2 separate regions of the Homo sapiens genome follow, and region 2 is linked to region 1. A link is a contact called in ENCODE Hi-C or POLR2A ChIA-PET data. All regions are on one chromosome and are shown on one strand. The core of a region is the stretch at or near the end of the contact, and the rest is flanking DNA. Distances in the headings are between cores, read along the strand shown.

Region 1 (7,380 bases), core at 3,733-6,232:
TCATTCATTGACTCTTTGTTAATATTCATATTGAAGGCATAAGACAGAACCCCAGACAGAGAATGACAGCGGTGGGAGGAAAAAGAAGATCAGGACCTTATCAGATGATAAGGTGGAATCTGGGCAAAGAAATGAAGGACATAAGGGAGTGTGAGTGTGAGCCATGCGGGAATCTGGAGAAAATGCATACAGGCAAAGGAAACAGCAAATGGAAAAAAAAAAAAAAGCTGGGATGGGGGGCAGTGAGAGTATACTTGGTATGTTTGCAGAATAGCAAGGAAAATTATGTGCCTGGAGTACACTGAGAGAAATAAATAATGGTAGGATGTGAGGTCAGAGAGGTATTTCAGGGCCAAATCATGTGCTATCTTGTAGAACTCTGTGAGGATTTTGTATTTTATTATGGTAAGATGAAAAGCTATATGAGGATTTGAGTTGAAGAGTAACAAGAACTGTCATAAGTATTGAAAAAGATCACTCTGGTTGCTGTATTTAAAATAGATTGTAGGGTTTGGAGCAAAAGCAGGGAGACTAGTTAATGGGCAGTTGTAATAATGTAAGTGGGAGAGGATGGTGATTGGAGTAGGGTGGTGGTAGAGGCAGTGGAGACAGTGGTTAGATGATGGGTCTATATTGAAGGAAATGCCGCGCATTCCTTCCCTGCTTCCCATTGGCAATTTCATCTTTACTCCATTCTTGGACAACCTCAGGATATTACAGCATAGGCTGCAAGAGAAGCCAGTCAAGAAAGCAACCTGAAAGAATTTGGAAGCTCCATCAAAGGCCCATACATAGATGCAGGCCATAGTCTTACCTCTCCAGGTTTATTTGAATAGTGCACCAAGCTTAAAAAGTGTTTTGCAGCACCTCTACTCGTGGAAAGAGAAACCCTTATATACTGGATTAAAGTCTGTGATTACCAAAGGATAGCCTAGCTGCCCACCACCACACAAAGGACAAACGCTTCCCTTCAAAGCTCCAAATTCACCAAATGGTGTTCTAAGTTATCTTGCCTTTGTCCAAGATAACTATTGTAGAAGGAATTAAATCATTCTCTTTGTTATATTCTAAATGATCACATACACTGGGGCCTAATTTTGGACTTTCTAGTCTGTGTTTTTCATTAGCTCTGACTATTCCTGCACGAGTATCTGTTTTTTGTTGTTGTTATTGTTGTTTTAAGACGGAGTCTTGCTCTGTCTCCCAGGCTGGAGTACAGTGCAGTGGCGCGATCTCAGCTCACTGCAAGCTCCACCTCCCGGGTTCACGCCATACTCCTGCCTCAGCCTTCGGAGTCGCTGGAACTATAGGCGCCTGCCACCACGCCCGGCTAATTTTTTTGTATTTTTAGTAGAGACGGGGTTTCACCGTGTTAGCCAGGATGGTCTTGATCTCCAGACCTCGTGATCCACCCACCTCAGCTTCCCAGAGTGCTGGGAGGCGTGAGCCTACAGGCGTGAGCCACCTCGCCTGACTGTATCTGTTTTAATTACTGTGATTTATATTTTAAATTCCCACCTCATGTTCTTTTTTGGCAGTTTCCTGGATATTCTTCCATATTTATTTTTCCAAATAAAATTTAGGATTATTTTGTATTTAGTTTTAAAAAATGCAGTTGGGATTTTGGTTGAGGTTGCATTGTAAAGATTAATTTAGGGAGAACTTCCATATTACAGTTTTGAGTCATCCTCAAGAACAAGGGATAGCTCTCCATTTACTTGAGACTACTTTTCCTTGGAAGAAAAATATGCCTATTTGGGATACAAATCTTACCTCTCACTTCAACTTATTTTCTCTTCATCAATGCACTTATTTAGCAGAAAATCTTATTCTAATTCAACAGCTAATTAGAAAAATACAATTTAATTTAAAAACCCCAAATTCTATAAGTTGTATAACTATTTCTGAATCACAAGGATGCTAGGCCTTCCTGGTACTTACAAGTCTTGTATGTTTTCTCCAGTCACAAATGGACTCAAGGGTTCCAGATGAAGTTACTGAATTCATCAAGAGGTGAATGTCCTGTTGGCCAGCTTGTAACTACTCTCCTGCTCTTCGAAGCTCTTTCAGGGCTGGCCCATTTAAGAGGCTAAAGGTCATCTCTAGTTCCCCCACAAAACCAGAAGCCACCAGGAACTTCTATAGCTTTTACACCTCAAACTGCATAGGATTAATCTTTCCACTTTGGATTGCTACTGGAAAATTTCACCTAACCAGCATGGAGCTGAAGTCACTACAAATGCATTGCCTCTAACTTCAGTTAGATCTTCAGCAACAAATGTTTTATATTTTCCTCAATTTCCTCTCCTAGGAGAGTGGGACTAGAGACTCGAGATTCATGACATTACTATTCTAAACTTTCACCACTCTTTTCAAGGTCTCTCTCTCAGTAGATGATCTTGACCCCATTTTCACAGAGAACAGTGGTGCCATCAAATGTATGTTTCTTATTTCCCTCCTCTCAAAGACGTATTTTTCTTTCCCTTCTGACTCCTGTCTTAGTAGGTGTTCTTCCTTTTGTCCAAAACAAATCCCTTTTCCTATGTATTGATCCTATCCTTATCTGTCTCTTTCAGAATACTGCTGTCAAATTTTCCTCTTTCATTTATTGCCAAATTTCCTTGTCAACGGTCTCCTTTATTTCTGTATATAAATATTAAGTCTTTCCTATCTTAAAAAGTCTCTCCTATATTCTTCTATGAATAGCTGTTTTTAGATACCTTTATGGTACACCTTTTAGATAATCATTAGCAACACATCACTACCTGCTTTCAGTCCTGGATTCACTGCCATCTGGACTGAGAACACCTCAAGCCACTACAAGGTCAAAAATAACCTTCTAATGGCCAAAGACAGCGGACATGTTTTGATTCTCAACTTGACCTTGACATGGCATTTGACAATGCTGACGACTCTCTTCTTCACGTTTTCTTCTTTGGTTCAACTTTTCTCCTTGGCTTCTCTCTACTTGTTATTTCAAACTTACTTTGTGCTTTTCTTCTTTTCTTTTTTCTTTCTTATTTATTTATTTATTTTTTTTTTGAGACAGAATCTCACTTTGCTGCCCAGGCTTGACTGCAGTGGCACAATCTGGGCTCACTCCAACCTCTGCCTCCCAGGTTCAAGTAATTCTTCTGCCTCAGCCTCCCAAGTAGCTGGCACTACAGGCGCGTGCCATCACACCCGGCTAATTTTTGTATTTTTAGTAGAGACAGGGTTTCACCATATTGGCCAGGCTAATCTCGAACTCCTGACCTTGTGATCCACCCGCCTCGGCTTCCCAAAGTGCTGGGATTACAGGCATGAGCCACCGTGCCTGGCCTACTTTGTGCTTTTCAAACCAATTGTTTTCTTCATGGTGAAAAATCCTTATCTTCTTTTCTGTGCAAAAAAAAAAAAAAAAAAAAATCCAACTGCCCACATGAAAAAGCTCCATCTGAATGTGCCACAGGCATCTCAAATTCAGTGTGTTCAAAATTGAACTCATTATATTTTCCAACCAGCCTCCTTCTCCTAATGTATGCCTTCTCTTGAAAAGTAACACCACCATTCTTCTATTGGTTGAGCTATTATCCTCAACCAATCTTTGACTCTATCCCCCTATTTTCATTCACTCATTAAATCCTTCTGCATATACCTCTTAAAGGTCTTACCACATTTTTTTTCCTCCTCCTCATTCCAATTGCCTCTGCCTTGGTTCAGGCCCTCATCACCTCCCCTTAACTTGATGTCCTCCCTGTAGTCTGTCTTCCCTCAAGTTCATCCTCTACACTACTGTGACAGCCTCCTGAAAGGTAAATCTGCTCATGCTTTACCCCTTTGGAAGGTATTAATGGTTTCCATGCTCTGACTCCTGCCTACCTCACATGCTCATCAGCCACAACCTCCACAGAGGACCCTAGGTTCAGGCCACAACTATAGTTCTCTGGAACTGAATGGATGTTTCTGTACTTTGGCATGGGCTGTTTCCTCTCCCTAAAATGTCCTTTTCCCTTGGCTGTATGGCATACTCCATACTTCCCTAAAGATTTAAATCAAAGATCTTCTCTTTGAAGACTTTCATTCTCTCTGGTAGTATTATAAGCATTCTCTTTCTTGTGATTCTGGTTAGGGCTTGCACATACTCTTTGTATAGCACTTGTCACACTGTAAAACAATGTTTACGGGCCTTTCTTCCCTACTAGGTTACATGTTCATTGAAGGCAGAAACTGTGAACCTATCACAGGTTCACTGTCTGGCACATGCTAGTTGTTAAAAAAATTGTTTAATGGGTTAATTGTCATGCCACAGGCATATGGTATAATTTAAAGACATAATCGTTCTCCATGACCAGAGTATAATGATAGAGTAAAAAGGACCATGGTTTCTGTCTGCCGTGAGAGTTGGTTAGGATGTCATTCTGAGAAAACTTTTTTTTTCTCTGCCCAGTAGAAGTCCTGTATGGGTCAAATTATTTCCTCCTTTGGGTATAAAAGGATCAGAATCCATCAGTTACCACTGATGGTCCAAATAAACCCCCTACACTCTCTAGATGAGCAGTGTCAGGTTTGGTTAGGGAGCACTTGGTTTTTCCAGCCCAGAATCTTAATTGGTGCAGTAAAATCTGCATAGTTGGCTGTAGGCCACCCTCCCTTTCCTTCTCTTGAACTTTGTTCTGGTACCCTGACTGCCTCAGTAAAGCCACCTCACTGTCTTTCATCATTATCATCACCATTGCACCATTACGGAGTTCCCTTGACCTCAACTTTGCTTCACTGGCGTCTTCCCCTTGGTATGGCTTGGAAGGAAAAAGAGGGGATCAAAGACTCCCGGTGATGTACGCCCGAAGGCCACCAGGTGACGGATTCTGACCTTATCACAGAGAGAGGGTGGATTCCGGGGCAATCCGATTCAAGTCCGAGTCCACTCCGATTTCCCAATCCCTGTCTTGCAGCAGAAGGTAGGAAACCCTCTCCCGCCCCAGGCCTGGTGTGTACAGACTGCCTGTGGCGGTTGCCTAGGTAACCTGATCTCCGCCTCCGGCGACCTCCGGGTGGGGAGGAGGAGAAAAGGGGCGGGGAGGGGGATAAAAGGGTGGGGGGGAAGCGGAGGCCGACCCGGGTTTGCATCACGTGGTGGCGACCTCCAACCAATCAGCGGAAGCAGGGGTCCAACCGGAAGACCCCACCTGGGGCTCCTGGGAAACGGCGGGAGCTTCTCGCTGGCAGGTTTTTCTGTACCTGCGCTTATCTTTTCACTTACCTTCGCCAGTTCGCGGAACGTGACTGAAAGCAACGCGTTATGGGCAAGGTGGTGGGGACTTATTCGTTACCTCCTCCAGTCTCGCTCTCTCCCATTCATTATCTTTAGCTCTCGGGTCCTGGAAGCGCGGAGCCTCTCTGGCCTTGAGCCCCGAGGGCATGGCCCTGTGATGTCACAAGGTGGCGTGACAGCCGGGACGAACCCCGACCCCCAGCGCGGCATCCTTCCCGCGGCCAGCGACCACCGCCTCCCGGGAAGGTGGCTGACCACAGCCGCAAGCCGCTGCGCGCCCGGCAAGCCGAATGGAAGGACGGCGCGGGCAAACGAACGCCCAGTGAGGTCCAGAGAAGAGAGGGACCTTCCGAGGGTCTTCTAGTCGATCTCGGACAGGCTTTTGAGTGCCTTTTAAGCATTCCAAAATTTTCAGGAGACAACAGTAATTTACAAAATAGAGTAGAATTAAAAGGGGGGAAAGGGGAGACTTTTCAGAGTGGGCAGAGAGGCTGAGAAATGAACTTAGTAAAAGGCAAACCAAAGCAACCGCAGGTCTCGTGTCGTTCTCTGGATCTGCGCAGTCCAGCAGGGTGAGCCGCTACCCACAGACTCGCAGGGCCCATGATCGCTTGAAATGTGGCTTGTCCAAATTGACATGTGCTGTAAGGTACGCATTGTATTTTGAAGGCTTAGTATGAAAAAAATAAACTCTTTCGTTATTAATCTTCATATTGATTAAATGTTGAAATAATATTTTTGATACATTGGGTTAAATAAAAAATATTGTTAAAATTATTGTTTCTATTTTGAAAATGCGGCTGTTAGATAAATTTTAAATTGCATGTATGACTTGAATTATGTTTCTTTTGGACTGTGCTCTCTTTTATGTGGTTCAGTCGGTTTGTGTAGAATAGTTGTGATGTTAATGCAAAATATTGTCTGTAGTGCTTCTTTCTGTCACCAGATGGCCACCTCATTAAATAGACTATAGTTTTGAACTGCTTTCCCAAGAAAAAGTTCAGATTTTAGGAATATTCTCATTTAACAATTGTCAACAATTTCAGCATATTTGCCTTTATTCAATTAACTTTATCTGTAATATAGACCGTTTGTAAAGATACATAAACAAAAATTAACTGGTTTTCCCTCTACATTCTTATTTCACAGAAAATTGTTTCTATCTGTCATTAATAGATAATTCGAAATAAGCTAATTAAAGTTATTTGTGGCTTAGGGGTTTCAAACTAATGCCAGAAAAGTCAGATTCATAGTTTTTACTTTTACTATTATCTTCTCTGAAATGTAGTTGAACAAGGTGACCTGTCTTTGGGGAAGTTTTCTTCATAGAGTATAAAGATGAATTAGAACATAATAGTTGAGATTTCTACACTTCTAGACATAGAAATTTGAACAGAAACCAGTTCAGCGAATTATCTACACTAAGTTTCTTAATTTGAGGGGTCCAGCTCTGGGATGAAAGTATAAACATTATCAAAGTATATTTTTAGGAATCTATTGGGATTTTCCTGACCAGTGAAAGACTAGGAGAGAGCTAACAGTTTTCTTTACATGATATAAACAAATAATTTTAAGATTGTTATTATTCTAGGTAAAGCTCAAGGATCTGGCCAGTCAGCAACTGAGTCTGAGTTCTTGCATAGCTGTAGACTTAAGAACTATTGGTGACTTGCCAAAATAAAGCCTTTGTCCACAGGGTAAGTCTTAAGAGAATCACCTTCTGTTCACATATTCGAAATGTTGTTTGAAGCAAAAGATGCTTACAGTTAAAAGCCATAGAAGCAATGCAAAAAGAGTGATCATTTTTGTTAATCTCCTTTTCTCACTTTAAAGTAGCTTTATTATAAGGTTTTATGTCTGAACAAAAAACGCTGGAAATTGAAACTACTGAAGAGTCAAGCAAATTAAGTAATCATCTAATTGAAATAAGACTTCACTTTATTCACCTCTGATCATACTAGACAAAGGCCAAGCCATATTAATTTAAATCTATTTATTTATGGGTAAAGGCATCTTGAATCTGAAAACAACTGGAAAGAGATATTACCACTAATTATAGCAAATTTGCTATATCATATCCTGAATTAAAGAATCACTTATTTTAACAAAATAGAGGTGACTTTGCA
Region 2 (6,936 bases), core at 1,031-3,530, 45 kb before region 1:
TAAAAAGCAGATTTCAAAACCATCAACAAAAGGAACACAACATAAAAATAAGATGCCTAGAAGGATTACGTAGGGTCAGGCAGTAGTAATTAATGGGCTTACTTTGGTATAATCCAAAGAGGAAAGATGCTATACTTTCCATGATAACACTAAGCTTTTTGTGAAACAGCAGTAGAAATTTACTATAAATATGGATAAAAGGATTGGGAAATCATGCTTAACCAGCGGCAGAGCTCCACTTGCTAGGAAGAAAGCATTATTCTAAATGACATTTTATGCTACCTTGCTTGTTTCACTGTCTTTGAATCCTTTTTCAAGTATTTGTAGAAGATGCTTTTTCTTCACTGAAACTTCAGGATCAAAAACATAAAAAAGGCATTCCAGCATCCTTCGGTAGCTCCTTAAGAATAATTGAAACAGAAAAAGTTTGAGGATTGATTTCACAAAAGCTTAGCCATAGATAAGATAACCATATGTCCTGCCAGGGATATTTGTCATTGACATGCAATGTTCTAGTGTCATTATTAATAGCTCCCCTGCCTTCAACCTCAAAAACAGGCTCAATGTGGATAAATTATGAGGTCATCCTGGCCATGGGAGATGCATAAAAAGGAAACATTTACTAACAAGGTATATGTATATTTTTAATGCTGTAAACTTTTAAAATAGAAATTTTACAAATACAGTCACACTTTTGTAAAGTTGTTCCATAAAGAATTCAGCTTCTTACTCTGAATCATGCATATCTTCATTCTCCAAAAACTTTTGAAATTTCTCTTCGAATTTTAGTCTCAGAATACGGTTGTTAACTTTAATGATGCGTTTTACTTTTACTCCTGTAATACCGTATGTTCTGAAGTCCCAGGCACAAAAACGTGACAGAATTAATTCATAGCAGAAATTAAACCTATGTGGGAATACATACAGAATATACATGAAGAAAATAATAGATTTTCCTTAAAATGTTTAAGAACAGAAAACTACGTGATAAAAGTTATAGCTCATATTTTGTGTCTTTTGCTAAAGATACAGTAATCATATAGTGGCTCCGTTTATTTATTCATTTATTGCACATTTGTTCTGCCTGGAAGACAGGTTGGTTGAGCAATCTTCACTTTCTGAAACACTTTCTTAGCTTCAGGGAAACTTCATACGCCTTCCTCTTATTGGCTGCTCTTTCATAGTTTTCTTGCTGGGTCTTCTCAGACAGACTTTTAGATGTTGAACTGCCCAGGGATCAGCCTTTGGCCTTCCTCTTGCTTCCACGAACACTCTCCCTAGATGATTTCACGTGGTTCCTTGGCTTTATATACATCCTGATAAATTACAACATTTTATTTCTAGTCTTGATCTCTACTCAACTTAGCTGGTTATACCCAGACTTGAATATCCAACTACCTACTTGGTATGTCCATCTGCATGTTAAACAGGTGACTCCAACCTAACATAACTAACACTGCACCCCAAACCTGCTCCTCTGAGTATTTTCCATCTCAGTATATGGCACCACCATTTAACTGATAGCTTAAGTCAAAACCGTAGGAATAATCCTCTCCTTTCTTCCTCACCAGTATCTTTTTTTTTTTTTTTTTTTTTTTTTTTTTTTTTTTTTTGAGGCGGAGTCTCGCTCTGTCGCCCAGGCTAGAGTGCAGGGGCGCCATCTCCACTCACTGCAATCTCCGCCTCCCGGGTTCACGCCATTCTCCTGCCTCAGCTTCCCGAGTAGCTGGGACTACAGGCGCCCGCCATCACGCCCGGCTAATTTTTTGTGTTTTTAATACAGACGGGGTTTCACCGTGTTAGCCAGGATGGTCTCAATCTCCTGACCTCGTGATCCGCCCACCTCGGCCTCCCAGTGCTGGGATTACAGGCGTGAGCCACCGCGCCCGGCCCCAGTATCTAATTCTTTAGCAAGTCCGCCTGGCTCTACATCTAAAATCCATCCTGAATGTGATCGTGTTTCATCATCACCACTGTTACCATCCTAATCCAAATCACCACGATCTCTCATTGGACTACTGAAATAACTTCCTGACAATGAATACGGATGTGAAAGAGGCATTGTCTGCTCTAATGAAGCCTAAACAAGTAAAGCCAGAAATAAAATTTCTAAACTGAAAAAGGCTCTGAAGAGAAGCTTGGGGTAAGGAATGCAAAGGGGACCTACTTAAGATAGGGCCTTGGGGACGACCTTTCAGAGACGTTAAGATATTTGATCTGAAAATTGGAGGAGGAGGAGCAGGGGCCAGCTGTGTGAAAATAACACTGAAGTGCTTGTTTGCTCTCTGCTGCCCTCACCTGGCCATACGCATAAAATTCCGGTCCTGTCTAGCACAGAACCTAGATTAAGATGAGATTGAAAAACGGATCATTTTGAGAAGGAAGTAAATGGTCTTATAAGGAATACATTTGCCTTTAATGAAAGATCTAGGTCCTCACCTACATAATCAACCAGGGTCTGAAATGGGTGTGAGCTAAGGTCACAGAGGTGAGCTTCCTGATGGGTAGTCTCTCCTTGAGCCTAATAGCTGAGCTCCTAACTTAGGGCATCTATATTTCTCACAAGCAAATACTTAATCAATGCAGCCAGGATCTTATAAATTACTTCTCCCTTAGAGTTGAAAGGAGAGCTGCCTAAACCAAACTAATCCCAGAGGAGCTCGCAGTCTGGTAGAGGAGACAGATATGAATAGTGTTGCAATCAAGCATGATGCCTGCTAACCAGTTTAGAGTACCTACAAAACAGCCACATTAGCATCTGAGGTGGGGAAGCTACTGCCCCTCCTATAGAGGGATCATTTGCTGGGCCTAAATCTGTCAAATTTCCCCTAAGTAACATGTCCTGGAAGCTTTCTGCACTCTGATAGAAACTAGGGCTGTAGGCGTTTTAGATAAAGTTTTTGCTATATAGGGGATATTGGGCTTGAGGCGTCTCATGAATGGGTGGAAGGAATGAATAAACAATACCTAGCTCCTAGGCTGGTTCCCCAGGAAGGCAGGAGCTATGAAGTGTGATTTTTTCATGGAGATTTTATGTTGCCCAGGAATTCAGCAGCTGAGCAATGATGAAGTAAGTGTGAGGTATGCAAAAGCATTCTGGGTGAAGGAAACAGAACAAACAAAACCACTTATGTGGTGGAGTACTGCGTTTGCTTCAAGAGCAGTGCGGTACACAGTTCAGCTGACTTTAAAAGAGTTGAACAGAAGTTATGATAGTCTAAAACTATACAGTGGAGAACACTGATCCTTTACTGTAGGTGAAGAGTCTGCCAATAAAACAAAACAAAAGCCTTTGCAGCCATTTGTTACCTTCCAAATTACATTCAGACTCTTCACCTACAGTAGAGGATTCAATATTCTCCACTGTATGGTCTCTAAACTAATCATAACTCCTGTTCAAATCCTTTAGAGTCAGCTGAACTGTGTACCTTACCCTCATTCATTCAGTGGTACTTGAAGGTATAAACATTCACAATGATATATATCAATGACTAATATATTCAGTTACACAGAAAGATGCCTACACATTTTGTTAATATACAATAATGTGCTCATTTAGCAAATGTAGGCTACACACGTTTTTAAATGTTTGAAGCTTAATGTAATCTATTAAAATATACTTTATAATCCTATATAAAGGTTTAATAAATACTTTTACAGGCTTACTGACTTAAATCAACAGTTTCAAAGCCCTGTAAAACAGAAAGTTTCTGCTTATGTAGCTCCTTGAGATAGTATAGCATGAAATCTTTATAAAGAGGCAGATTAATTACTGAAAGTCATTATATACACCAAAGCAAAACTGTTGTGTATCTATAAAGTGATATGGAAGCTTCAACTAGTAAATATGTACTGGGCTATTAATCCAGTCCCATGCTAGATGTTATGTCTTATAAGACACAAAACATCATATCTTCCCCAAAGGAACTTACAGAGTCACTTATATATTGTTTTGTCGTATTTTAAAGGTGTTTTTTTTTTTTTAGTTGTAAATACACTGTATCTATGACCAGGCTGACAGCTTCTCAGGCACAAGGACAGCATCTTTTATGCTTTGAAGTCCCTACTTGATAAATGTTGTATGATGTCAATGGGTAACTCAATTGGCAACACATCGGTAAATAATACAAATCTATAATAATAAAGGTATAGTAGCAACAATCCACTCAACTAGCATGTCTCTATAAAATAAGATTTTTGTAAACTGGAAAATATAATAATTTTATTTCATAAAAGAAATGAAGCTAAGAGATAATGACATACAATTAGAAACATGCAGTGTTTTGTTGTTGTTAAAGACATAAAGATAATTTTAACAGAAAATCTTTCAGTCCTAGTTCTACTGAAATACTTTTTATTTAAATACTGAATCCTTAGCCTTAAAAATATTAATAGGAGAAGTCAGTGTTTAAATAAAACAACTAGAAATGTAGCATAGCAATTTAAAGCACTTAGTAGTTATTTCTTAACATACATAAAAGATCAGAGGAAAAGTAGCCAAGCTTGCAGTATGCTAAAACTAAAAAACAGTACTTTAAATTCTGCTAACATATATTTGATATATTCCTTAAAACAAATCAAAGTTACTCTTATTAAAACCAAGTAAACAGGTTAATGCTAATCAAAATCCATCAAAGCTATCTAATTTACTATCAGGCTGACATAGTTATCTAAATGGCTTTTTGGTCATTTTGCTTTTACATTTTTTTTTTTTTCACTAATCCACTTGTTGCAAAGAGTTTCCTCTGCAATAATTTAAAAAGAAACAAATAATTTTTAAAAATCCTGTTTGGAGCTGGGCACAGTGGCTCATGCCTGTGATCTCAGCACTTTGGGAGGCCGAGGTGGGAAGATCACTTGAGGCCAGGAGTTTGAGACCAGCCTGGCCAACATGGCAAAACCCCGTCTCCACTAAAAATACAAAAATTAGTGGGTGTGGTGGCATGCACCTATAATCTTAGCTACTCGGGAGTCTGAGGCAGGAGAATCGCTTGAACCTGGGAGGCAGAGGTTGCAGCGAGCTGAGATCGGGCCACTGCACTCCAGTCTCGGGGACACAGCGAGACTCTATCTCAAAAAAAAAAAATCCTGTTTAGGTTGAGTGAATATAAATGTGCACCCAGTAGAGACACACCATTCAGTTTTTGCACTTGAAAAATCAAGGCCTTTACTTGTTTACATGGGAGCTGGATGAACACCTTTTATATCTTTGTATATAAAAATCAAAAAATGTGGTTAAGCAAACAGTAGTAACTGCTGGGCAAATGGATGTACTAATACAAAGGAAAGTATTTTCAAAGGCCTCTTTTTCCCTTGCGAAGAGCTTCTTACACTTTTCCATCAGAGTTCTCCCAAGACCTTTGAGAAGCTTTTACTCACAGAGGTGAGAAAAAAGCCATGTCTAATAGAAATCAGGGGACTTGGTTTAAAGTAACCCATAACAATAACAGTTTTTTTTTCTAAAAAGTTAGTGTAAGTTTTACATTCTACACTATAAAAATTAGTATTTATTTTGACATTGACTTCAAGTAAAATCATGCTCCAGGGTTATGTGCCAAGTCCATTCTATAGTTTGACATGTCTCCTGGTGTATTTCCATGTACCCAGTTCCTATTGTGTGGCTCTAGAGCAATCTTTCTCTGTTTCACAGGCTCTTCAGTTCTGAAAAAATGACTCAGAAATGTGAAAGTGATACTTAACAATATTTTTCTTCAAGACTTTTTTTAAGGGTAATTTGAAATTGTGCCCCTCTAATTGAAGCAACACAACCACTTCCTAGTATCTACTAGTAGGCCTTGGTTCTAAAGCCTGGCTGTCTGCTTTCTGCTTGATTCTGGTGTCTCTCCATTTTTGTTGATACAAGCTTTTGACCTGAATTCCTGGTATAAGCATATACTTTATGCTAACATGTAGTGTTCGTGTGCACCCTGACTGTAGCTATCTCTAAACAGTGGGTTCCACTCTGACCACAGACCTACAGAAGATTTGCTAGACAGTCTCCTCCCATGTTGGCAACCTGCTGTTGCCAATCCTGCTTTGGCATTCCTGCTCTCTTCCAGTTTCTCAACCAATATTCAGAATCATGCACTATATCCAGTCAGGAAACAAACAGTATAAACATATTTTAAAAATTAAAACTTGATTATAAATTTTTTTTTCTAAATTATATTCTGCTCTTGGGCTAAGAAAAATTGGGTAAAGAGCAATGATAAACCATTAGGATGTCTTCAAGGTTGGCTCACGGTAATGGCATAAACAGAAATGTATAGGCGGAAAGTAGGTAATTTTCAGTTTTCAATAGATGCCTGCCAATTTTCAATAGATGAATATTCTGCATGAGAAATGTTTCAAAAATGGGACATTTTAAGATTTTATAAGTTGATATTCTGGTTGATGATCCTAAGTACTTAAGTTATTTTTAAAGCTATACTAAATTTCTAACAGATTTACCAGTCATCAGATCGAGTGCCTTCTTCAAAATGGAAATTTCCCACAGTCTCTAACTCAATTAACAAAAGTGGGATCAATAAGCCATGACTTTTCTTCTTTTGTTTTACTTCAATATGATAAATTGCTTCAATTCTATTGGAGAGAAAAATACATACAGCTATTAGAATGATCTAAAAATCGCAACATTAAAACTTATGATAGATTTTTTTTAACTGATGTTAAAACACAAGGCTTCCTTTCAATGGATAAAGAAAGCTTGGTGTTAACAGTTAAACCATGTCAAAGACATTCTATTTTTGGCAATTAAAATCACCTTTAATTTTGCTGCTCTCAGAATATGTGAAGGCTAGAAGACTATCCTTGCTCTACCACTTACAGCTTTCAGATCTCAGACATGTCACTTGGACTTTTTATGCCTCAGTTTTCTCAGTAAAATGGCAATATTCGTAGTCCTTATTCCTAAAATGGTTGTTTTGAGAGTTACAT

The links. A loop is a pair of places that touch in the nucleus more often than their neighbours do. ChIA-PET counts read pairs that join two places held with the same protein, here RNA polymerase II (POLR2A). Pooled maps may share reads with other maps.
Region 2: a map of CD8-positive, alpha-beta T cell shows a loop between it and region 1 (9-fold over the local background). The contact joins the enhancer-like site here to the promoter of LRRC9 in region 1. A Hi-C loop is called at or near these places in 3 of 168 maps with a recorded cell type or tissue (CD8-positive, alpha-beta T cell, Caco-2 and GM12878), 4 of 37 single-sample maps with no recorded cell type and 10 of 50 pooled maps. POLR2A ChIA-PET finds 5 or more read pairs at or near these places in 5 of 52 experiments (HEK293T, OCI-LY7, WTC11 and 1 more).

What each region holds. Positions count from the first base shown.
Region 1 is chr14:59,917,746-59,925,125 of GRCh38, reverse strand. LRRC9 (leucine rich repeat containing 9) reads right to left here and starts at 4,982. Exons shown (of 33, transcript NM_001395648.1): 1 at 4,853-4,982. RefSeq lists an enhancer at 4,623-5,822.
Region 2 is chr14:59,960,560-59,967,495 of GRCh38, reverse strand. LRRC9 (leucine rich repeat containing 9) reads right to left here. Exons shown (of 33, transcript NM_001395648.1): 10 at 6,451-6,582; 11 at 731-907; 12 at 283-400. Among named protein-coding and RNA genes, the nearest start is that of LRRC9, 44 kb to the right of the region's middle. RefSeq lists an enhancer at 2,150-2,209. Within about 2 kb of position 2,280, at least 15 of the 41 ENCODE cell types and tissues checked have a DNase peak (open chromatin) inside an H3K27ac peak, as active enhancers do; they include CD8-positive, alpha-beta T cell, GM12878 and OCI-LY7, where a contact is called at or near this core.